Linked DNA regions of Homo sapiens: all the other regions are linked to region 4. Evidence: chromatin contacts called from ENCODE Hi-C or POLR2A ChIA-PET data. All regions are on one chromosome and are shown on one strand. Each heading gives the region's core, a stretch centred on a gene start or an enhancer-like site at or near the end of the contact. The rest is flanking DNA. Distances are from core to core; before and after follow the strand shown.

What was found. Hi-C counts contacts between places; a loop is a spot of excess contacts on that map. ChIA-PET counts read pairs that join two places held with the same protein, here RNA polymerase II (POLR2A). Pooled maps may share reads with other maps.
Region 1: a pooled map shows a loop between it and region 4 (4-fold over the local background). The contact joins the enhancer-like site here to the promoter of CCDC12 in region 4. A Hi-C loop is called at or near these places in 6 of 50 pooled maps. POLR2A ChIA-PET finds 5 or more read pairs at or near these places in 3 of 52 experiments (BJ, GM12878 and activated T-cell).
Region 2: a loop to region 4 is called in a map with no recorded cell type, with 9 times the contacts of the local background. The contact joins the promoter of NME6 here to the promoter of CCDC12 in region 4. A Hi-C loop is called at or near these places in 2 of 37 single-sample maps with no recorded cell type and 5 of 50 pooled maps.
Region 3: a map of naive thymus-derived CD4-positive, alpha-beta T cell shows a loop between it and region 4 (9-fold over the local background). The contact joins the promoter of SACM1L here to the promoter of CCDC12 in region 4. A Hi-C loop is called at or near these places in 1 of 168 maps with a recorded cell type or tissue (naive thymus-derived CD4-positive, alpha-beta T cell), 1 of 37 single-sample maps with no recorded cell type and 10 of 50 pooled maps. POLR2A ChIA-PET finds 5 or more read pairs at or near these places in 2 of 52 experiments (AG04450 and WTC11).

Annotation. Positions count from the first base shown.
Region 1 is chr3:48,467,828-48,472,122 of GRCh38, forward strand. SHISA5 (shisa family member 5) reads right to left here. Exons shown (of 6, transcript NM_016479.6): 4 at 1,901-2,016; 5 at 1,534-1,746; 6 at 49-1,359. The coding sequence ends at 1,280. Among named protein-coding and RNA genes, the nearest start is that of TREX1, 3.7 kb to the left of the region's middle. RefSeq lists enhancers at 1-92, 234-1,000, 2,094-2,243. Within about 2 kb of position 1,344, at least 5 of the 41 ENCODE cell types and tissues checked have a DNase peak (open chromatin) inside an H3K27ac peak, as active enhancers do.
Region 2 is chr3:48,299,693-48,306,032 of GRCh38, forward strand. NME6 (NME/NM23 nucleoside diphosphate kinase 6) reads right to left here and starts at 1,675. Exons shown (of 6, transcript NM_001308426.2): 1 at 1,661-1,675. RefSeq lists silencers at 1,378-1,577, 1,878-2,097 and an enhancer at 1,658-1,787.
Region 3 is chr3:45,684,922-45,691,318 of GRCh38, forward strand. SACM1L (SAC1 like phosphatidylinositide phosphatase) reads left to right here and starts at 4,475. Exons shown (of 20, transcript NM_014016.5): 1 at 4,475-4,576. The coding sequence starts at 4,545. It overlaps LIMD1-AS1 (LIMD1 antisense RNA 1), which reads right to left and starts at 3,961. Exons shown (of 3, transcript NR_033947.1): 1 at 3,455-3,961. It overlaps TRR-ACG2-1 (tRNA-Arg (anticodon ACG) 2-1), which reads right to left and starts at 4,150; the gene lies at 4,078-4,150. It overlaps LIMD1 (LIM domain containing 1), which reads left to right. Exons shown (of 8, transcript NM_014240.3): 8 at 1-1,420. RefSeq lists enhancers at 3,277-3,346, 3,857-3,906, 4,167-4,456 and a silencer at 4,487-4,666.
Region 4 is chr3:46,975,481-46,980,907 of GRCh38, forward strand. It overlaps CCDC12 (coiled-coil domain containing 12), which reads right to left and starts at 1,265. Exons shown (of 7, transcript NM_001277074.2): 1 at 1,157-1,265. The coding sequence starts at 1,252. It overlaps NBEAL2 (neurobeachin like 2), which reads left to right and starts at 4,186. Exons shown (of 54, transcript NM_015175.3): 1 at 4,186-4,432. The coding sequence starts at 4,382. RefSeq lists enhancers at 1-451, 452-1,153, 978-1,287, 1,857-2,557, 4,460-5,240 and 1 more and silencers at 1,378-1,517, 3,913-4,102, 4,203-4,542.

The sequences.
Region 1 (4,295 bases), core at 94-2,593, 1.5 Mb after region 4:
CTGATTCCAATTCCAGCAGCCGAGGCCAGGAAGAAAGGGGGCAGCAGCTCCAAACGATTGCATTTATTATAAACAAGTGTACAGACCCTAGACTCAGAAACACAACAGATTTGAGCTAAGACAGCTCTGGTGAAACAGTAATAGAGGGAGGAGGAACACGAGGTATTCATGTCTGGGCCAGAGCTGCCATCCAGGGCCCCACACCCCACCTTTGGTCCAGATGGCCCATTGGCCCAGGTGTCCCTGCTGCCAGAACACCGTGGACTGGGGTACAGGAGTTGTTGCATATTCCATGAGGCTGGTGTCGGGAAGCAGGGACTCACAGTTGCCAGGTTGTCCATCTCTGAGCCAATTTCCCTCCACAACCCAGGGGTTTCAGTCTCATATCAACTATCATGTTTGAAACAGAAAACAGGCAAAATGTTTGGCTAAAATAAAATGAAAACACTGCAGGGAAGAGAACTGAGTGTGCTGGTGGACAGGAGCCCTGCTCACCTGTGGGAAGGGCAGGGCCAGCAAGGGCAGCAGAGCTCCCTGGGGGCAGCTAGGCTGTGTGTGCATGTGGCCCTCCAGCTGGTCCCAGGGGAGATGCGGGGACAGGGGACAGTCCAGGCAGACAGGTACAGCTGAGTAGGGCTCTGCCTGAGGTGTTCTGGCATCAGGAGGCTGCCTGATCCCCAACAGGCATGACAGGCTCCAGGGAGCAATGGGACATCTGCCCAAAGGATCAAAGTCCAACTTGGCCAGATCCCAAGCTTCGCCTGCATCATGTCCCTGGCTCTGCAACGGGTACCCCCAACTCCGGGGACGAGCCATGGCCTCAAGCAGCAGCTGGCTACGCTGCCGAAACCAGGACACATCTGCATCACACAGAAAGCTGCGCCACCCTGGTGTGACAGGCCCTACTTGGTCACCCTAGGGTAAGCTGGAGAAGAACTCCAGATGTGCCCTGGAGAGGCCCCCACCTCTCAGGGGCCACCTCACAGGGTGCCCCCCACCACCCCATTCTTTGAGTTTGGCTTGAGATTTTAGGAAGCATAATTTCAGGTGAGGAAGAGAACAAAGTCTGGTCCCAGCCCACTCTGGCAAGGATTGTTCCCCACCTTGTCAGCATCAGAGGAAGCCACATATACAGGCAGGACACACACAGCACACATGGGGCGTAAGGAACCGTGCCTGGACACACACAGCACACATGGGGCGTAAGGAACCGCGCCTGCACACCACTCACGCACACACACAACATAACCAAGTGGCAGCCAGAGAGGCCAGGGAATGCTCAGAGGGCCGCCTTCGGGGCATCCATGTAGGCCGGGTTGTAAGGAGGCTGGCTGGCGGGGTAGGGCGCGGCTGCTCCTCCTGAAAGCAGAGAGGACCCTGGTTGGCTGTGAGCATGGTGGGCTGCCGTGTGAGTGGCAGGCAAGCAGAAAGGGGCAGAGGCCTGTTGAGTGATGTAGTTTGGGATGGGTGCCCGAGGGATGCTGGCAGAGACTCGGGAAGTCGGGCAGGGCTAGAGTTGGCAGGGGCACTCACCAGCCAGGGTCTCGTGGTAGGCCGGTGGGCCCATGGGCTGGGCTGGGTAAGGTGGTGGGTACTGCATTGGGTAGGGTGCTGCTGGCATCCCTGGCTGAGGCGGCATGGTGTGGTAGCCCTGGTAGCTTGGTCCAGGGTAGCTGGGCGGCACACTTGGAGGCTGAGGATAAGGGGCATGCACCACAGTGGTGGATGTGGTGGTGGTGACAACCGCTGCAAAGAGAATTCCAGTCAGGACCCTCCTCCATCTCCCCAGGTCTTGAGAGCCAGGCTTGCCACCCATCCCTCCAGCTTAGCCAAAGCAGGGCCTGGTCAGCTTCCCTTACCACCCCAGGGGGTCACAGTGGGGCAGGGTGGGCACGCTTACGACGTGGTCGGCGGCACGTCTTGTAAAGGCAGCAGCAGGAGCAGGTGAAGCAGATGATGATAGTGACGACAGACAGCACAAAGATGGTCAGGCCAACGGCCAAGGTCGCTCCGAACCTGCCAAAGAGCTAGACGTGACCCGGGGCACCTCGCCCCTCCCCAGACCAGCATCCACACCTTCCCAAGGCATGCCCCTCTTGCCAGAAGGGGTCTGGGCAATACAGTTATAGCTACTTCCTTGTCGGGTGGCCTGCACCTGTTTCAATCTGTTTCCTCTTGTGTAAACTGGGGTATATGTGAGTCCCTGTAACTGTCTCTCCCTGGGTCTCCCCCGCTTGTCCCACCCTCAGAGGCATGGGAGGAAGCTCTTCAAGTCCCATGCCACACACATACATCTATCTTGTCCACCTCACAACCAACTGATCAGCAGATGGGTATAGGGCACATGCCACAAGCCAGGCACTGTGATTTGAGTCAAAAAACTTAACAGTGGGCAAGACAGCCAGCCCTGGCCTCTGGGAGCCCACAGTCCAGTGTAGGAGGCAGACAGTGAAGATAACATGGCTCACAAAGCACAGGGTGAAGACTGAGAGAAGCCCCAGGAGGGCAGAGGCCAGTGTGGCCAGAACAGGAGGCCCCCATTGTTCCCCTGCACTCCACAACAGCCCCAGGGCAGGGAGGCTGGCCCCTGAGTGATAAGGACAGTTGCCTCTGCCTGCAAGCTTGCTGTATGCCAAGCACCGTGCCAGGGGTCACACACACCCCTGGGTCCCCCACCTCTGACCTGCATGGCCACTTCCACAGGTGAGAGGGCCAAGAGCCAAGGGGAGGACACAGAGGCCTGGAGGCAGGAGGCCAGAGGGCCTGCCCTTTGAGAAAGCAGGCCCTGGGCTGGGAAGCTCACCAAAATTGACTTCTAGGAGGGGGCAGTGGCTCATGCCTGCAATCTCAGCACTTTGGGAGGCCGAGGAGGGCGGATCACCTGAGGTGAGGTGTTCGAGACCAGCCTGGCCAACATGGTGAAACCCTGTCTCTACTAAAAATACAAAAATTAGTCGGGCACGGTGGCGGGTGCCTGTAATCCCAGCTACTTGGGAGGCTGAGGCAGGAGAATCGCTTGAACCCGAGAGGCAGAGGTTGCATTCAGCCAAGATCACGCCATTGCACTCCAGCCTGGGGACAGGAGCAAAACTCTGTCTCAAAAATGAAAGAAAAAAAAAAAAACCTGACTTCCAAATGCAGACAGAGCCCCTTACTAGCCACCCTGCCGTGTTTGCAGAGGCCAAGCTTCATTCTTTTTCTTTTTTAATTTATTTTTTGAGACAGGGTCTCACTCTGTTGCCCAGGCTGGAGTGCAGTGATATGATCACAGTTCACTGCAGCCTCCACCTCCCAGGCTCAAGTGATTCTCCCACCTCAGCCTCCCCAGTAGCTGGAACCACAGGCATGCACTACCACATTTATTTTTGCAGAGACAGGGGTCTCACTATGTTACCTAACTGGTTTCCAACTCCTGGCCTCAAGCAATCTTCCCTCCTCGGCCTCTCAAAGTGCTGAGATTAAAACTGTCTCGTGGCCAGGGTGCGGTGGCTCATGCCTGTAATCCCAGCACTTTGGGAGGCCGAGATGGGCGGATCACAAGGTTAGCAGTTTGAGACCAGCTTGGTCAACATGGTGAAACCCCGTCTCTACTAAAAATTAGCCGGTAGTCCCAACTACTCAGGAGGCTGAGGCAGGAGAATCGCTTGAACCCAGGAGGTGGAGGTTGTAGTGAGCCAAGATCGCACCACTGCACTCCAGCCTGGGGGACAGAGTGAGACTCTGTCTCAAAAAAAAAAAAAAAAAAAAAAAAGTCAGCCTTACATTTTGTACTGGATGATAAAAGATTTTAAAAAATAAAAAACGGTTGGGTGCGGTGGCTCACACCTGTAATCCCAGTACTTTGGGAGGCCGAGGCAGGTGGATCACCTGAGGTCTGGAATTCGAGAAAGTATAAAAAAAATTAGCCGGACATGATGGTGGGTGCTTGCAATCCCAGCTACTTGGGAGGCTAAGGCAGGAGAATCTCTTGAACCCAAGGAGGCAGAGATTGCAGTGAGCCAAGATCACACCATTGCACTCCAGCCTAGGCAACAAAAGCGAAACTCCATCTCAAAAAAGTAAATAAATAAAAAATAAAAATAAAAAACTGGCCAGGCGCGGTGGCAACACTTCTAGAGGCCGAAGTGGGCGGATCGCTTGAGGTCAGGAGTTCTAGACTACCCTGGCTAACATGGTAAAACCCTGTCTCTACTAAAAATACAAAAATTAGCAGGGCGTAGTGGCGCAAAACTGTAGTCCCAGCTACTCAGGAGGCTGAGGCAGGAGAATCGCTTGAACCAAGGAGGGAGGTTGCA
Region 2 (6,340 bases), core at 425-2,924, 1.3 Mb after region 4:
TATCCTAAAAACTGTCAATCATGTTAAAGGTGGTATTAGAATCTGGCCCAAGCAAAGAAACTGCCATGGTCGCTCCTATTCATGTCCTTTCTACAGCTTTCAACCTGATTTTCCACTCAAACCATAAAGCCACACCCAATCTAACCAGTACAAGATCAGCTAACCCACTCTCCCTAATGCCACAGGTGGTAACACGTCATTTTCAGCAACTGTCTACAGAGACATCCATGACACCTCCCCTCCCTCACTCTTCATATCCACACGATCACCAACTTCTGGCAATTTTCCCTACCTAATATATCTCAAAACCCATACCATTCTCCCATCCTCAACTGCTACCACCATAACTCTAAGACATCATCATTCCCCTCTGGACATCTTGACAGCCTCCTCTTTGGTCTCCCAGTTTCTGTCCTGCCAACCTCTACAATCTCCACACAGCAGCCAAAGTGAACCACACATGAAAATCTAATCATATGGTTCCCCTCCTTAACCCTTTAAAGGGCACCCTGTTCTTAGAATAAAAACCAAAATCCTTATCACGGCCTCCCAGGCTCTGCATGATCTTGTGGTTCCCCACGTACCTCTCTAGCCTCATCTGGAACCCCACACTCCTTAAGTTTCTCTAGCTCCAACCTCATGGGCCTTTCAGTTTTGAAAGAATTTCTGGCTTGACAGCCTTTGTGTGAGTAGTTTTCGCAGTCCTGAATGTGCTTTCTCTGGTTGCCTCCTGCCCACCTTAGTGATCTTAGCTCACTTCCCGTTACACTTTCTCACAGCTCCTTGCAAGTTCCCTTCAGTTCCGTCTTCACCACCAGAAGGTGTAAGCAGTACCTAGCACACAGCTGGCTCTTAACAGTATCTGAATGAACCAACGAATGCACCTCATCCAGCCATTCCAAGGCCAGGCTGCTAGGGGTTCTCGTGGCAAGAACACGCGGCCTGTAGGGAGGACATGGTTCCTTTACTAACGCAGCTAAGTTGTGGCTGTCTTGACTCTTGGTTTACAACAAACTGACAAGTCGAGAATCCTGTTAGACTTAAAGGTGACTCCATGAGAATTAAAAATTTTAGGCAGGGCGCGGTGTCTCACGCCTGTAATCCCAGCACTTTGAAAGACCGAGGCGGGCGGATCACGAAGTCAGGAGATCAAGACCATCCTGGCCAACATGGTGAAAGCCCGTCTCTACTAAAAATACAAAAAAATTAGCCAGGCATAACGGCGCGCGCCTACAGTCACAGCTACTAGGGAGGCTGAGGCAGGAGCATTACTTGAACTCTGGAGGCGGAGGCTGCAGTGAGCCGAGATCGCGCCACTGCACTCCAGCCTGGCGACAGAACCAGACTCCGTCTCCAAAACAAAAAAAAAGTAAAGCTGTCGGTACACTGCCACCCCAGCACTCGAGGGGGCCACCACTCGCTTCCTGGAGGGCGGCGGCCCAGCCCTGGTCCACCCACGCGCGGCCGGGACCTGCGCCCCTACCCCCGTGGCCACGCCCTCCAGCCCCCCGGGCTCACGGCCTCAACTCTCGACCCAGCCCCCTACTTCTCTAGGCCTGCAACCGCGCAGCCCTCACCCCTCGTACCCGGGGCCTAAGCCCACCCCAGATTCTGGGTCATTCGGAGCCCCAGTGCAGCAGAAGTCCGGCTGCGGGTTCACCTTGTCCTCCGGCACAGGGCCCGGCCACCAGGCGCCACGCTGGATAGCCTGCGGCCCTCGCAGGGTCCTTCAGGCGCTCCCTGGGCAGCCCTGCTCGGGGTCCTAGTCCGGTTGCGCCGCGGCGTGAGGTGAGGTGTGAGTTGCCCTGGAGGGTGGCGGGTTTTCCAGGCGCATGCATTTGCCGCGGACGGGACGAGAGGATGAAGCCGTTCTGGGCGCCGGAACTCGCTTGTGGGAACCGCCCCTCGGAAGCCGGCCTGGGCGCCCTCGGAAGCCGGCCTGGGCGCCCTCGGCGGGAGGGAGTGCTGGGCCGGGTGCTGGCGCAGCGCTACGCAGGGTGGCGGAACCCAGAGGACCGGACGGGCTCGTTCAGGGTGGCGGCCCGGCGGGGGCGATGCCCGCCAGCAGAGACACCGATGGAAACCTTGCCCAGTTATTTTCTTTGCCCAGGGTAGTTCCTGGAACATGGTTGATGCCCAGTATTTGTCAAAAGTACGCGGAGGGCAAAGAACTTAAGCGCTCGATAGCGAAGGCACAGGCCCTTCAAAGTCTTTTGAGCTCTGAGCGATACATTAGCATGAAGGATCGTAGCTAATATGGGGGTTGATGAAGGAGGATCCTTGGCTGGAGCCCAGGTGTGCATAGGGCATGAGGAAAGCAAGTCATAACGGCCTTTCACGTGTCATTAGGAATCTGGGCAGCAGGGTGTGGTTTGGGTTACTCTGGAGTCTATTGACGCAGCCCAGGGTGAGGAGATGAGAACTGGGGGTATTCCTGGTGTGTACTGTGATGTATGGAGAGGATGGGGACAGGGAGAATGGATCGGGGGTCAGCTGTGGCAGGTGACCAGAAACTTGGTGACAGGTTGAATAAAGATGGTTAAAAAAAAAAAAAGTGTTTTGGTTTCTTGGGTTTTTTTTTTTTTTTTTGAGGGAAATCACTGAGAATGAGAAGAATGAAAATAAACGATAACTGTCATCAATGTAAAGACTTACTTGCACATTTAACTGACTTCGGTGTCTGCCTACACAGGTGTTGCCCTCTTGGAAGGTTTATCCCCAACTCATGGCTTCTGTCCCTGCAGCAATAAGAAGCCACTTCCCAATAGTTTCCTGATACCCAGTCACCTTTGGGAACTTACGAGGAAAGTTTTTCCAGTCTCTCCGCAGACCCTTGCATCTCTTCTCTTTTTGTTTAGACCCTTGACCACCACCCCCTATTCTAATCTTAACTCCTCTGCTACTCAGTTCCAATCCTAACCCAAGCCCTAGTCCCTAAATTTATAATCCTTTAATCCTAGACCTGGTCTCTAGATCCTGAGCCCTTGATGCTTATCTTCTAACCTCCTAATCCCAACCTCAAATCCCTAAACCTCAACCCATGAATTCTGACCTGATTCTCAAACCCCAGGCCCCCAACCCTGACTCCAAAAATGACAACCCATTACTTCTCCCTACACGGAATCACTGACGGAGTTGTAGCAACTGAATCTGCAGTAGGCCAAAGGACCCAGTGAGTTAGCCAGCAAACTACTCTAAATAAAAGATATGGTGGATAACAGCAAGCCTAAACAAATCTTCCTCAAAGATGAGCAACACAAGTCCCAGTCATTATGACAATACCTCTGTATCTCAACAAAGGGGCTTAAATCAGCAAGTCATCCCAGCCCCTGAAGGAAGAGAACAGTCCTTGTAAGTTGCAAAGCTCTCAGAGGACATGGGTGGCTCAGTAAAGCCCCTGTTCTAGGACACAGCAAAAGAAGCAACACAATAACCACCATGGCCCAGCAGATGAGGGCCACAGCCAGCATCGCCACCCCTGAGTCTGCCTTCCCAGTATGATCATCAGGACTTCAGAAGTCCCAGCAAACCAGTTAAACAGAAGACAAGAACCTTATGTGAAACCAAATTCCAGACAACTGATACAGATGGCATTCCAGAATCTGCAGCATTCCAGCATGCAACAAACTGCAATAAGTGACACAGATCTCTCCCCGACAGACACCTTATGAGAAGCAAGGGGAAAAAAATGCTCCAATAAAATGGAATCCCAGAATCTCTTCACCATCCCACCCTCAAACCCCTCCCCATTGCCAGGATGCTATGGCATAAGAGGCAAAGGACAATTCACAGTAGTAATAAAAAACATTTACTAAACACTTAGAAACAGTACTGACCAGGTGCCTCATTCAATGCTACGCTTATGTGAATTCTGTATGTATACTGTACTTAGATACAATTTTTTAAAAATTGATACTGCTAAAGCCTTGCTTAGATGGAAATTTGTAGCCTAAAATACATATATTAGAAAAGAAGAAAGACTGGAAATTCAGTAAGCCTCCATCTCAACAAGTTAGAAAAAGAGGAACAGAGCCTCAGAAACCTGTGACACATCATCAAGCGTATAATTTGTTATTATTATTTATTATTATTATTTTGAGACAGAGTCTCGCTCTGTTGCCCAGGCTGGAGTGCAATGGCGTGATCTTGGCTCACTGCAACCTCTGCCTCCCGGGTTCAAGCGATTCTCCTGCTTCAGCCTCCTAAGTAGCTGGGATTACAGGCACCTGCCACCACGCCTGGCTGATTTTTGTATTTTCAGTAGAGATGGGGTTTCACCATGCTGGCCAGGCTGGTCTTGAACTCCTGACCTCAGGCGATGGATCGCCCGCCTCGGCCTCCCAAAGTGCTGGAATTACAGGCATGAGCCACTGCGCCTGGCTGTTATTATTTATTATTAACTATTGCTTTATGCAATTGTCTTTTAAATCATATAGGAGAATAAAAGATTTACAAACAAAACCATATATTTATACTGTCTTTAACTGTGTAGTTACCTCTACCAGTTCTCTTTATTTCCCCTTGTGGATTTAAGTGTCCTTTCGCTTCAGCCTAAAGTATTCCCTTTAGTATTTCCTGCAGGGTGGATCTGCTGGAGACAAATTATTTCGGTTTTTATTAGTTTTGTTGGTCATCTTACTTTCTCCTTCATTTCTTTTTTTTTCTTTTCTTTTCTTTTTTTCTTTTTTTTTTTTTTTGAGATGGAGTTTTGCTCTTGTTGCCCACACTGGAGTGCAATGGTGCAATCTTGGCTCACTGCAACCTCTGCGTCCTAGGTTCAAGCAATTCTCCTGCCTCAGCCTCCCAAGCAGCTGGGATTACAGGCATGCAACACCACACTCAGCTAATTTTGTAATTATATTTAGTAGAGAGGGTTTCACTGTGTTGGCCAGGCTGGTCTTGAACTTCTGACCTCAGATGATCCACCCGCCTCAGCCTCCCTAAGTGCTGGGATTACAGGAGTGAGTCACCACTCTTCTTCATTTCTGAAGGATTTTCTTTATGGATATAGAATTCTTGGCTGATGTTTTTTTTCTGTTAGCACTTTGAATATGTTATCCTACTGCTTTCTGGCCTCCATGATTTCTGACGAGAAACTAGATGTTAATCTTACTGAGGGTCATCTGTACTTAATGATTTGCTTCTCTTTTGCTGCTTTCAAAATTCTCTCTTGGTCTTTGGCTTTTGACAGAGATTATGATGTGTATAGGTGTGGATTTCTTTGAGTTTGTCCTACTTGGAGTTTGCTGAGTTGCTTGGATGCATATGTTAACATTCTTTGAAAAATTTGAGATATTTTCAGTCATTATTTCTTCAAATATCTTTCTGCCCTTTTCTTTCTTCCTTCTCCTTCCTGGACTACCATTATCTTTATGTTGTTATGCTTAATTATATCCCAAAGGCTTCCAGGGCTCTGTTCCTTTTTCTTTCTGCTCCTCGCACTGGTTAATGTCAATCTTTCTTCAAGTTCACTTGTTCTTTCTTCTACCTGTTCAACTTTGCTATTGAGCCTCTCTAGTGAATTTGTCACTTTAGTTATTGTACTTATCACCTCAAGAAAGTTATATTTAAAAAAATAATTTCTTTATGATGTTCTCTACTTGTTCACACATCATTCTTATACTTTATTTCTTTAGACATAGTTTATCTCTTTGAAAAAATATGTATACATGTATGTATGTGTATTTTTTTTTAATAAGGCCTCGCTGTTACCCAGGCTAGAATGCAGTGGCACAATCATAGCTCATTGTAGCCTAAACCTCCTGGGCTCAAGCAATCAATCCTCCCACCTCAGCTTCCCAAGTAGCTAGGACTACAGGCACGTGCCAGCATGCCTGATAATTTTTAATTTTTTTGTAGAGATAGGACAACTATGTTGTCCAGGCTGGTCTTGAATTCCTGGCCTCAAGTGATCCTTTCACCTCAGGCCCCCAAAGTGTTGGGATTATAGCCATGAGTCACCTGCCTGGGCTGATTTAAAGTCTTTGTCTAGTAAGTCCAACATTGGAGCTTTCTTGGCAACAATTCCTATTGACTGATCTTTTTTTCTTGTGTATGGGCCAGACTTTCTTGTTTCTTTGTATGTGTCACAATATTTCATTGAAAATTGGATGTTTTAAACAACATAATGTGGCAACTTTGGAAATCAGATTCTCCCCTTCCCCCAGGTTTGTTGTTGCTATTCATTTGTGTAGTGATTTTTATCAATTAATTTTTTAAAGTATGTATTCTTGGTAGTGTGTAACCATTGAAGACTCTGTTCCATTAGTTTAGTGGTCATCTAATGATTGGACATAGTGTTTTTAAATACTTGGAACCAATAAGTCTTTCTGCCTTTGCC
Region 3 (6,397 bases), core at 3,225-5,724, 1.3 Mb before region 4:
ATGGTTTTGGGGGCTGCTTTTTATTAAAAGAAAAGCCTTACCAAGGACTCCTGTACCCTATCTGCCTAAATTTTTTTTAACTACTATATTAAAAGGTCTGTAAGTGGGAGCTGGCCCTAAAAGTAGGTTGTAGAGATTATTTGGATGTGCCAACAAGCTTCATCTGCAGCTTGGACTGTCTCCATTGGAAGGCCTCTGGCAGATTTTGTAAAAAGTTATATAACAATTTTACTATAGGAAAAACTTGGCTACAGATATGAATTTATATTACCCATCATTGGCTGGTTCCTTATCCTGAACATTGGTTTCCTTGGAATCTGATTTTGGCTTGTTTGGCCTTTAAAAACCCCAGAAGAATGGGGTTTCTGCCAGATTATTTTCTGGTTTTCAGTCTCACTGAATGTCACAAAGGCCTTGGTTTATGGTTCCCAACTGGTAAAGAAACGTCAAACTTTGCCTCTCTTAGTTCCTTCTACATGACAATGGGTGGCAGTTGCTCATATGGAAGCATTTCTTTTCCCCCTAAAGCCTATGAGACAGGCTGCAACTTAAACCCCTATTTTATTAAAGGAGAGGAAATGTCCAAGAGCCCAGAGATAGTGGGTAAAAGCATCATAAGGACTAGAAATGGGGTCTTCTTGTTGCTAATTAGTAGGGGTGAGGGGTAAGTGGCAGATGTGACTGCCGTCCATGCCCAGACAGGGAATTGTCCTTGAACCTACTCATGCGGTGTCTTCTGGGGTACAGTGAGTCCACAGGGCAGGACGGCCTTGGAGTCAAGAGCCCAGACTCACATTCTATCTCAGGCTTCATAACTCAATTGCTCCATGACCTTAAGCCAATTTAGTTCCCTCATCTGTAAAAATGGGGATAACAACTGAATTTACCTCATGGGATTGTGTAATGCCCAACCTTGTTTTTACTAACCCTGTTTTTAGACTCTCCCTCTTCCTTTAATCACCTAGCCTTGTTTCCACCTGAATTGACTCTCCCTTAGCTAAGACAGCCAGACAGACTCCATCTTGGCTCTTTCACTGGCACCCCTTCCTCAAGGACTTAACTTGTGCAAGCTGACTCCCAGCACATCCAAGAATGCAATTAACTGATAAGATACTGTGGCAAGCTATATCCGCAATTCCCAGGAATTCGTCTGATTGATAACGCCCAAAGCCCCGGGTCTATCACCTTGTAATAGTCTTAAAGCCCCTGCACCTGGAACTGTTTACTTTCCTGTAACCATTTATCCTTTTAACTTTTTGCCTACTTTATTTCTGTAAAATTGTTTTAACTAGACCCCCCCCTCCCCTTTCTAAACCAAAGTATAAAAGAAAATCTAGCCCTTTCCTCAGGGCTGAGAAAATTTTGAGTGTTAGCCGTCTCTCGGTCGCTGGCTAATAAAGGACTCTTAATTCGTCTTAAAGTGTGGCGTTTTTCTAACTCGCTCAGGTACAACAATTGTTGTAAGGAATGATTGAATTCATCCAAGTAAGGGAATTAGAGCAGTTTCTGGCATGAAGTAATTGCTCAATAAAGTGTGTCAGGTTTTAAGATTAATTGATCTTTACATCATGATAAATGGCAACAAAATAAATGACAAATGGATTAAAGTAAATGGTAAAAACAACATAAGAACAAAACATTAAAAAATCATATAATAGAAGAAACCAAATATTAGTAAGTGTGAATATATAAAGTGAAAATTACTACAAGTTCAAATATATATATATATATATATATATATATTTTTTTTTTTTTTTTTTTTTTGAGACAGAGTTTCACTGTGTCACCCAGGCTGGAGTGCAGTGACGTGATCTCAGCCAACTGCAGCCTCCACCTCCCAGGTTCAAGCAATTCTCCTGCCTCAGCCTCCTGAGTGGCTGGGACTACAGGCACACACCACCATGCCTTGCTAATTTTTGTATTTTTAAATAGAGAGAGGGTTTCACCATGTTGGCCAGGCGGGTCTCGAACTCCTGACCTCAAGAGATCCACCTGCCTTGGCCTCCCAAAGCACTGGGATTACAGGCATGAGCCACCGTGCCCAGCCGTTAAAAAAATTTTGAAAAGGTAAATCATAAGCTGGAAAAAAGATTGCAACGTATTTAAGAGTTAATACCCTTAATATATTAAAAAATCAAATTTGTAAGAAAAAATTCAATACATCAAGAGAAAATATATAAAGTACATGTAAAAGGAAGTTCCATATTCCAATTATGAAAATTGCAAATCACGGTTAAATTTATAATAGCCAGTGTTGGTTAGCATGCACGAAAACAGAGAAACAGGTGCTGTTGATGGAAGTGTGTTTTGGTTTAATTTTTTGGAGGGCAGTCAGAAAGTAACAAAAGTCTTAAAAATGTCCATAAAATGGACCTTACAGATGTCCACCTGGTCGTTCCACCTCTAGAAATTTGTAAGACAAATAATTCGGCCGGGCACAGTGGCTCACATCTAACCCCAGCACTTTGGGAGGCTGAGGTGGGCGGATCACGAGATCAGTAGATCAAGACCATCCTTGCTAACACGGTGAAACCCCGTCTCTACTAAAAAATACAAAAAATTAGTCGGGCGTGGTGGCACACACCTGTAGTCCCAGTTACTTGGGAGGCTGAAGCAGGAGAATTGCTTGAACCCGGGAGGCAGAGACTGCAGTAAGCCGAGATCACGCCACTGCACTCCAGCCTGGGTGACAGAGCGAGACTCCGTCTCAAAATAATAATAATTCAACACAGGGTCTCATTCTGTTGCTCAGGCTGGAGTGCAGTGGCATGGTAACAGCTCACTGCAGCCTCAACCTCCTGGGCTGAGGTGATCCTCCCACCTCAGCCTCCTGAGTAGCTAGGACTATAGGTGCACACCACCACACCTGGCTAATTAAAATTTATTTATTTATTTAGTAAATAGAGATGAGGTCTTGCTATGTTGCCCAGGCTGGTCTCGAACTCCTAAGCAGCATCATTTTTTCTAGGTGTTAAACTGACAACCACCCAAATTCCCAGCATAAGGATTCTGCTTAAAATATCTAGCTCTCTGATGAAATATCTTCAAAGAATATTTAATGACCTTAAATCTCAGACAAAAAGGTAAGGAGACAAAATGAGGAACCCATTTCCGTACAACCCCAATTTGGAAAAACACATGTGCAAGTATGCCCATGTTAAAAAATATAGAAGAAAAAAAGGCTTTAAGGAAAAAAAAAATAATAGTAATGATTTAGGGTGGGAATCGCGTTAATATTCCCAATAATTTTATATATTTTAAAAATCTATAATTTTATCAGGGGAAAACGTTATGTTGCGGAAATTAATTGATCGATTGAGTGATTGGTTAACGGACAGTGTCCGATGACTCATATAATCCCCCGGTTCGAGTCCCTTTAGGCCGCAGACGTTTCGCGCCTTCTCGGGTGTCCAAGTCGCGCATCCATACAATGAGGGGTAATATACTAGATTACCTGAGGTCTTCTTACGGTAAAAACACCGGTGTCTTAAGGTTTCCCAGTGGAATTTGGGGGCCGGGTTGACTTCGGAGCTGGAGCTCGCAAAGGCCGGGGCTGCTGCAGATTCTGACGCTTTGTGGACCCCTACTACCGAGCGCAGCCGCACCGCAGGTTTTCTTCGCTGCTGGTTAGATCCAAAGCCCATCCCATCCTAGTAAACTGGGACAGCGCCGCTTCTCACATCACTATGGGGGCTTCTGCTCCGTGGCGGGGAAAGGCCAGAACTGCTGCCTTAAATACGCTTTTGCATCATCCGGTTGCTAACCTCCGGCCACAGCATTCCCCACTCCAAAATGCCACTTTTCCAGGTGTGTTTGCCTAAATTTACCCCATTTACAGACTTCTCAGGTGCATCATTGGGAACAGGGCGCTTTGCAGTTTGCAAACCACCTCAGACAACTCCAGGTTTAAAGGATAAAGGATGACATTGTGAGCAAAGCGGCATCAAAATTTCAGATATTTAACTTTCACATTCTAACCATACACCTTTCCAAGGTCTTGTAATACTTTCACATTGTGAATATACATCTTTACAAGACCCAGTAGTACATGGGTCAAGTGTGGCAAAACAGACATCGCGAGCCAGCCAGGAGTCGAACCTAGAATCTTCTGATCCGTAGTCAGACGCGTTATCCATTGCGCCACTGGCCCCGACTTGCTAAAGCCTTCTCCGTGATAGCTGATCACCCTTATACAGTTTGAACGGGCTTCCGGGTACCAACGATCCATTTTGCCCTTGCGCCGCGCTCCCGCTGCTCTGCCTTTCCCCAAAACGCGCCCCACCAATCCGCAGCGGCTTCGTCACGGCGCTCTTCGTCGCACTCCAACCCGCCGCGTCGGCGGCATCTCTCGCGTGCTCTTGCTTGCGCACTAATTTGTCCTCCACCGCCTCCCGTTCAGGCCGGCTCTCCTGCGGGGCGGGGAAAGGGGTGGGAAGAGGCTGGGAGCTGCGGCCGCTGTGCCAGGGTGACCGGTAGAGTTGTAGCCGAGGTGGCGGCGCGGGGCGGGGCGGGCGGAGAGAGAAGGAAGGAGGTGGTTGTGCAGGATGGCGACGGCGGCCTACGAGCAGCTGAAGCTGTGAGTCCCACGGGCCAGAGGCCTGAGGCGCGGCGGGCGGGGCGGCAGGTGCGGGCCCTGGCCTCGGGGAGGGCTTCTGAGTCCCGGATTGCAGATAGGGTGTGGGAGCTCCTCGCATTTACCGGTTTTCCTCAGCCGGCGCGGCCTCTCCTAGGCCTCGCCCGAGTAGCCATAGGCCGGGAACCAGCGGCTCGCCGGCCTTTCTCCACCGTGCTCGGCCCCAGCGCCCACGGCTGAAGAGAGAAGCTGCCGACTGGCCCCCACCGAGCCGGGGTCGGCGTTATGATGCGGCCCTTCAGGGCACGCTTGTCCCCACTTTCTATGCAGAGCTACCGACTAAATTTATCTGTATGACTTAACAGAGAAAAAGAGTTTTCTCTTACTTAACGGACCTACAGCAGCAATTTAGAGTCTACGCACAAATCAACAAATCTTTGTTTTGCTTACAGCCTATCTGGGTACCGAAGCCTGCCTGCCCCCTCTTCAGTGTGCAGAAAAAATTTAAAGTACAGTCAGTAGTCTTAAGGTCCTGAAGGAGTTTACTTTGGTTTAAATTTTAAACAGCTCCAGCCTAAAGCAGGTTCTTAAGTCAGTGTCGACAGCCAGAGGCTAATCTCGGTAATTTTGGTACTGCAAATTGACTTTTCGGTAAATCCAAGTTCTTGAGTCTTTGATACAGAGGCTGTGGTTGTTAAGAGTTATAAAATAGGTGTTTTTAAGGGTTTTGGTTTGTCTTGGATTAAAAACAACATGTGTTTATTTCCCTTAGTGTTACCCATTAGCATCCACACTTTTCTTGTCTGTGAATAATTTTGTTGTACTCACTTCGTGTTTAATGCTTTACCCCTAGGCTGTTTGAAAATCTGGTGGCCACAGCCTGGGAATATCTGGTAGGAGAAACAAATGTAATTTTTTAGAAGCTTATCTATCCCTGTATATGAGCTAAAATACCTTGGCAGTTAGGCATAGATACCGCATTTCTTTTGCAGGGAAATGACACCAAAATGTGGTTTGGGCACTTAAGCTCCTCAGACCTCAACCTCACTAGTAACTTTCTGAAAGGTTCAGTGGAAAGTTAGAGGTGCAAAATTCAGAGAGGTCATCTATTCCACATTGTATGTGTTGCAAAAAAGATGATTGCTTTTTCTACAGTGCACCCCCTGTGGGTGCCATTTCTGTTTACTGTAATGTTCTTTGAAAACCCTAGCTGCACACTTCCCTCCACATTTTCCTCTCCACCTTTCCCTATTTTCTCCCAGTTCCCCTTTGCAAAGTGCTCACCTCGTCTTTGGTGAAAGAGTTGAAGGAAGTGTCTTCCACTGCGTTTCTGGCCAGGCCACTGTCACATGTGCTCTGCTAGCTAATTAGGTTATTGTGTATCTGATAGGCACTGAAGGGTTTAATGTGATCCTACACCAGGTCTCAAATGTGTTTAAGCCATATGGAGCCATGGCTTCATGCAGCTTAGCGTGGCAAAGATTGAATAGGATGGAGAACTTGAGAATTATGATGATTGTTTTTCAGCTGCCAGAACACTAAATTTAACCAGTTCAGACCTTAAAACAAACCCAAATCCTCGCATACATAAAAGAGAAAGGAAATTTGTCCCTGAAGTAGTAAGAATGATGTTTTTGTATTGATTTTTGTGAGAAGTGGAAACTCTTAAATTATTTGGGTGATAAAGTCAAACTGGGGTTATGTGAAAGTCATTCTCTCATTTGTCAGTCCTAGCTTTTTTTCCCCCTGAAAAAAAAGTTTAGAGTGTTTCTGTAAATGTGAAGGTACAACTTTTTTGCACCTTTTTCTTTACCAAGGGGTTTA
Region 4 (5,427 bases), core at 15-2,514:
GTTCCCAATTTCTAAGGCCCACCCTTAGTTAGAAATAAATCTTTTCTTTTTTTTTTTTTTTTTTTTTTGAGACGGAGTCTCGCTCTGTCGCCCAGGCTGGAGTGCAGTGGCAGGATCTCGGCTCACTGCAAGCTCCGCCTCCTGGGTTGACGCCATTCTCCTGCCTCAGCTTCCCAAGTAGCTGGGACCACAGGCACCCGCCACCACGCCCGGCTAATTTTTTTGTATTTTTAGTAGAGACAGAGTTTCACCGTGTTAGCCAGGATGGTCTCGATCTCCTAACCTCGTGATCCGCCCACCTCGGCCTCCCAAAGTACTGGGCGCGTGAGCCACCGCGCCCGGCTAAATCTTTTATTTTCGATTTTTTTTTTTTTTTTTTTTTTGAGACGGAGTCTCGCTCTGTTGCCCAGGCTGGAGTACAGTGGCGAGATCTCGGCTCACTACAACCTCTGCCTCCCAGGCTCAAGCGGTTCTCCTGCCATAGCCTCCCGAGAAGCTGGGATTACAGGCGCGCACCACCACGCCCGGCTAATTTTTGTATTTTTAGTAGAGGCGGGGTTTCACCATGTTACCCAGCCTGGTCTCGAACTACTAACCTCAAGTGATCCGCCTGCCTCGGCCTCCCAAAGCACTGGGATTACAGGCGTGAGCCACCGTGCCCGGCCTCTTTTTGATTTTTGCACGAAACGACTCCGGCTGTATACCCACTGCTGTCACTTGCTGCCCTGTCCAAGGAGTGCTGCCGGACTGGGGAGTCTGTCTGACTCAGAATCGAAGGCGGGGGTTAAAGACCAGCTAGGCCATAGAGGAACGGAACAAATCACGCCTAACCCAACAAGCATCTGAACCTACAGGCAGCCCTAGATACCTACACGAGCAACACCCGGGAAGCAGGAGTCAGATGGACTGCGGGTCGCTGACCACTGCCTTGCCCACCCCCGCGCATGCGCGACGACCGCACCAGCGCCAGAGGAGTCCCACGCCAAGCAGCCCCAGACATCGTGGGAGGGCGCCGTCTTCTCGCGCATGCGTTAGCGCCCGCGCATGCGCGCCCTCGGCAGCTGTCTTTCCTTATTAGCCCTTTGCTCTCCTCAAGCGCGACCCGGACCCCGAACGCTGGACGCCTCAACTGCGACCCTCACTCCACACTTCTCACCTTGCGCCCGGTTTTCTCCCGTAGGGCCTTCAGCCGTTCCTTTCGCCGCAACGCCTCTTCCTCTAGCCGGCCCACACCAGCCGTAGTTGCCTCCATCTTGCCCGCGTACGCCCCTCCTTTTCTCCCGTCTTGCATCGCGCAGGCCTAAGGAGAGTGGATAAATGTCTCGCGGCCAATCCAAGGACGAGAATGAGAGACTGGGAGGTCCTGAAAGCCAATCAATGCGGGGTTATTATGGGCGAGCCCTCCCCGCCTTGCCCCGCCCCGCCCCGCCCCGCCCTTATTCTTCCGGACAACTTGCCTAGTGGGTGGGGAGCCAGCAAAAAAAAAAAAGAAAAAAAAAAAAGCTAAGGCTCGATTTATCCAACGCTGATCAGTGAAAGAGCAGCAAGTGGAATTCAGACCTGAGAGAAGGAGAAAAGAGTGCGTCGATCGCTCCGGTTTTGCCCAAGTACTAACCACACTAATCACTCCATGCTGGCCTCTTGGAATGCCCTGACTCATCCTTGTCCACTTGACCTGACAAGGCTCGAATGCCTTCAAGAAACCTTCCCTGGGCCGGGCGCGGTGGCTCACGCCTGTAATCCCAGCACTTTGGGAGGCCGAGGAGGGCGGACCACGAGGTCAGGAGATGGAGACCATCCTGGCCAACATGGTGAAACTCCATCTCTACTAAAAATACAAAAATTAACTGGGCGTGGTGGCGCGTGCCTGTAATCCCAGCTACTCGGGAGGCTGAGGCAGGAGAATCGCTTGAACCAGAGAGGCGGAGGTTGCAGTGAGCCGAGATCGTGCCACTGCACTCCAGCCTGGCAGCAGAGCAAGACTCCGTCTCAAAAAAAAAAAAAAAAAAAAAAAAGCCTTCCCTGATCCTCCACTTCGATCCCACCCTAATACAAGGTATGACTTACACCTCTGCAGCTGTCAGTGGCTCCCCGGACTCACCTGACAAGCGCCCCTAAGCCCCTCTGTGACCACTCTCAGCTCAGACAAAGCCTGCACAGTGAGGGGGACCTGACTGTATGGCTGTTTCCCTCTGGACTCAAAGATGATCCCCTCTCATTCCCATCCCCTCCTGGAGCAGCAAAGTCCTCAGGGTCAAGTTACCTTTCCCGGGGAAGAGCAAACCCCAACCTGGGTCCAGTGGGCCTCAAGTACTGCCCCCAATCCCCAGCTTAGAAAGACTTGGGGTGGCCTCGACTGCAAGTCGCCACAAGATTCATGGCTACCCAGCAGAAGCTGCCAGAGTCTTCTTTCCTGCATGAACTAGAGTGTCCTGATAACCGCGAGACCACTTAGGCTGAAGTCAAGATATTCTTTCAGTATGTGGGGGTCCCCAAAGCCACACCCCCTCTCACTTGGGAATAGGAGACCATGCCGCCCCCTCTCCACCTCCACTGCCAGGGGACAACTAGCCTCTTAGGCTGTTCCCTCCCTGAGTCTTCCCTTCCCAAGCTGGCTACAGGTGGACATCCACTCTTCCCCTTCCAACTCCCTTCAGAGGCCCATGGGCCACAGACTGCAGATCTAGCCCTCCCTTCACTAACCCTCTTGTCCTCACTAACCTGGGTCTGTCTAAGCCTTCTTCCCTGTAGTGGATGGGTTGCTCTGCCAAGGCCTGGCATGCAGTTTGGAGGTGCTCAGGAAACCTCAGCTCAGAGCTATGATGGATGAAGCAGGACAAAAGGCCAGAGGTGAACCAAGAAGCTGGGAGAACAAAACAGGACAGGGTCTCTGTTGTCTTGGCCAACCAAGGTCTAGGAGTCTCCAGACTGGTCAACTCCTGGAACGAGTAGCACCCCTCTGGGCCCAGAAAACTTCTCCCCAGCCCCAACAAAGAGCCTGATCCCTGCCCAACACCAGGGGTTGGGTCCCTGCCACCATCACCCCGTGCCCCTTTCCCCGTGTCCAGACTGTGAGGTAAGGGGATGGGGAAGGGGGCACGGGGTGATGGTGGCAGGGACCCAAAAAAGAGTCAGTCAAGCCTGGGTCCCTGCCCCTGCTGCCCAAGTGGTCCTCATTTGGTCAACTTGGGCCTCAGTTTCTCCATCTGTAAAACAGAGCCGGCCGGGTGCGGTGGCTCATGCCTATAATCCCAGCACTTTGGGAGGTCGAGGCGGGTGGATCATGAAGTCAGGAAATCCAGACCATCCTGGCTAACACGGTGGAACCCCGTCTCTACTAAAAATACAAAAAATTAGCTGGGCCTGGTGACACGCGCCTGTAGTCCCAGCTACTCAGGAGGCTGAGGCAGGAGAATCACTTGAACCCAGGAGGCGGAGATTGCAGTGAGCCGAGATCGAGTCACTGCACTCCAGCCTGGGCGACAGAGTGAGACTCTGTCTCAAAAACAAACAAAAAACAGAGCCATGAGGCACCCACCTGTTGAGGTTAAAGAAACAACATATGTGAAGCAAGTTCTGGGCCCTGGAGTTGGGGAATGGGGGGAGCCCCTCCACTGGAGCGTTTGGGAAGGCTTCCTGGAGGAGGGAGGGGGACCCGTGGCAACGGTCTAAGCCTCTCTGGGATCTGGGAGGGCACCGCGGCCCCGAAGGTATTTCAGGCTAGTCCTGCTACTCTCTAACTTCCCGCCATCACACTCCACAAACAGCTAGAGCTCAAAAGTTGCGTTTCGGTCTTCCCATAAAGCGACAGAGTAGCACCTGGCATTTGATAAGCGCTACAAGGGGTCGTCATGGTGGTGGTGGAGATTATTGTTGAAGGACCCTCGCCACCTCCACGCGGCCCGCCGCCCCTTCCCTGAATGGCGGCAAATGCAGTCAGGCGAGCAGCGTCCTGGGCGGATTCAGACCCTGGGGAAGTCTGGAATTCCTCACCCCGACCCTCGTCCCGGAGGCTCAGGCTGGCCCTTCCAATGGCACTGGTGGGGCAGGGCAGCGGGGCACCCTCCCGGGCCGCCCGGCCCATAGGCCCCTCCTCCTGCCAGGCTCTCCGCCCTTTACATGGTCCCAGGAGAGGCGGGGCGGCGGTGACTGCAGCGAAGTGCAGGAAGCTGGGCGGCGGCCGGCAGTGAGGAGGAGGAGCGAGCAGACTTGGGTGGCTCTGCGCCGCGGAGGCCACAGCCGCAGACTTCCCCAGTAGTACCGCGCCGCTCCGCCCCGGAGTGACGCCCTCCGCCCATGGGCCTGGCCGAGGGCAACCGGCGGGCGGCGCGGAGGAGGCGGCGACAGGTGGCGCGCAGCAGGGCCGGAGCCGGGCCGGGCCATGGCCGCCTCGGAGCGGCTGTACGAGTTGTGGCTGCTCTACTACGCGCAGGTGAGCCCGCCCCGCCCCGCGCCCGCACCCGCACCCGCGGTGCCCCCAGCTTCGCGCGCCCCGCGCCTGCTGCACCTGGCGCCCCGCGCCGCTGGGGCCGCGTAGCCGCGCGCGCGGGCGCGCGCGCGCAGGGCATGCTCCGGCTCCGCACACACGTGTGTGCCCCCAGCCCGCCGGGTGCCTCTGGCACTTATGCCTTGGGGACAGAGCTCGCGGTCGTGCACTTCATAGCAACCCACCCCCGCGAGCAGGACCGTGCAGCCTGAGTCTTTCTTGCTAGAGGAGAGTGGCCTGGGCCGAGGCGGCCGGACACTTGGCCTTTTTACAAATGGGGAAACTGAGACCTGGAGAGACCTGGAGACTGGCCAGGAGGCTAGGGGGAGGGGGACTCAATTTGTCTATGAGCTGCCTCTCCCTTGGGCGCGGCCTGATTGGGTGGTCGTGGCCAACGGGTCTGGGGGTGTGGGCCAAGGTAGGGAGGTGTGTGGAAGGGGAATGCTCCCACTTCAGGTCCTTCTTGAGTTGCATCCCCCCACACCCCAGCGAACAGGCTGTGATAAGCTCTTCCCTGACTTGAAATGACCCACCCCACCCCACCCCCATTCTGAGGGGTAGACCCAGGACCTCTCTAGGAGCAGAAGAAAAGGTTTTCCTCTGGATGCCCAGGGTGAGGGTGGGTCCTTGAGGCCCTGAGGGATGTCTGAAAAGGTTGGAGGGAGGCCCGTTCCTCCTGAGCTCCCCACCCATCTCAGAAAATACTTCAGGTGGAGTCAGAAGGTGAGGGGAGTGACTCAGACGTGGGTGTCCCATCAGCTGAGAACCTGGTATCACTCACACCGTCTCACACACATAGTCCCCCATTTTCCTTCTGTACCCACAGCAGGGAGGGATCCCAGGGTAACACTCCCCTCCCCTTCACCCAGCACCTCCCTCCCTGCACCTGCCTGGCATCATGCTCCTGGCTCAGGTGTGCCCTGGGCACAATGGACCATTGT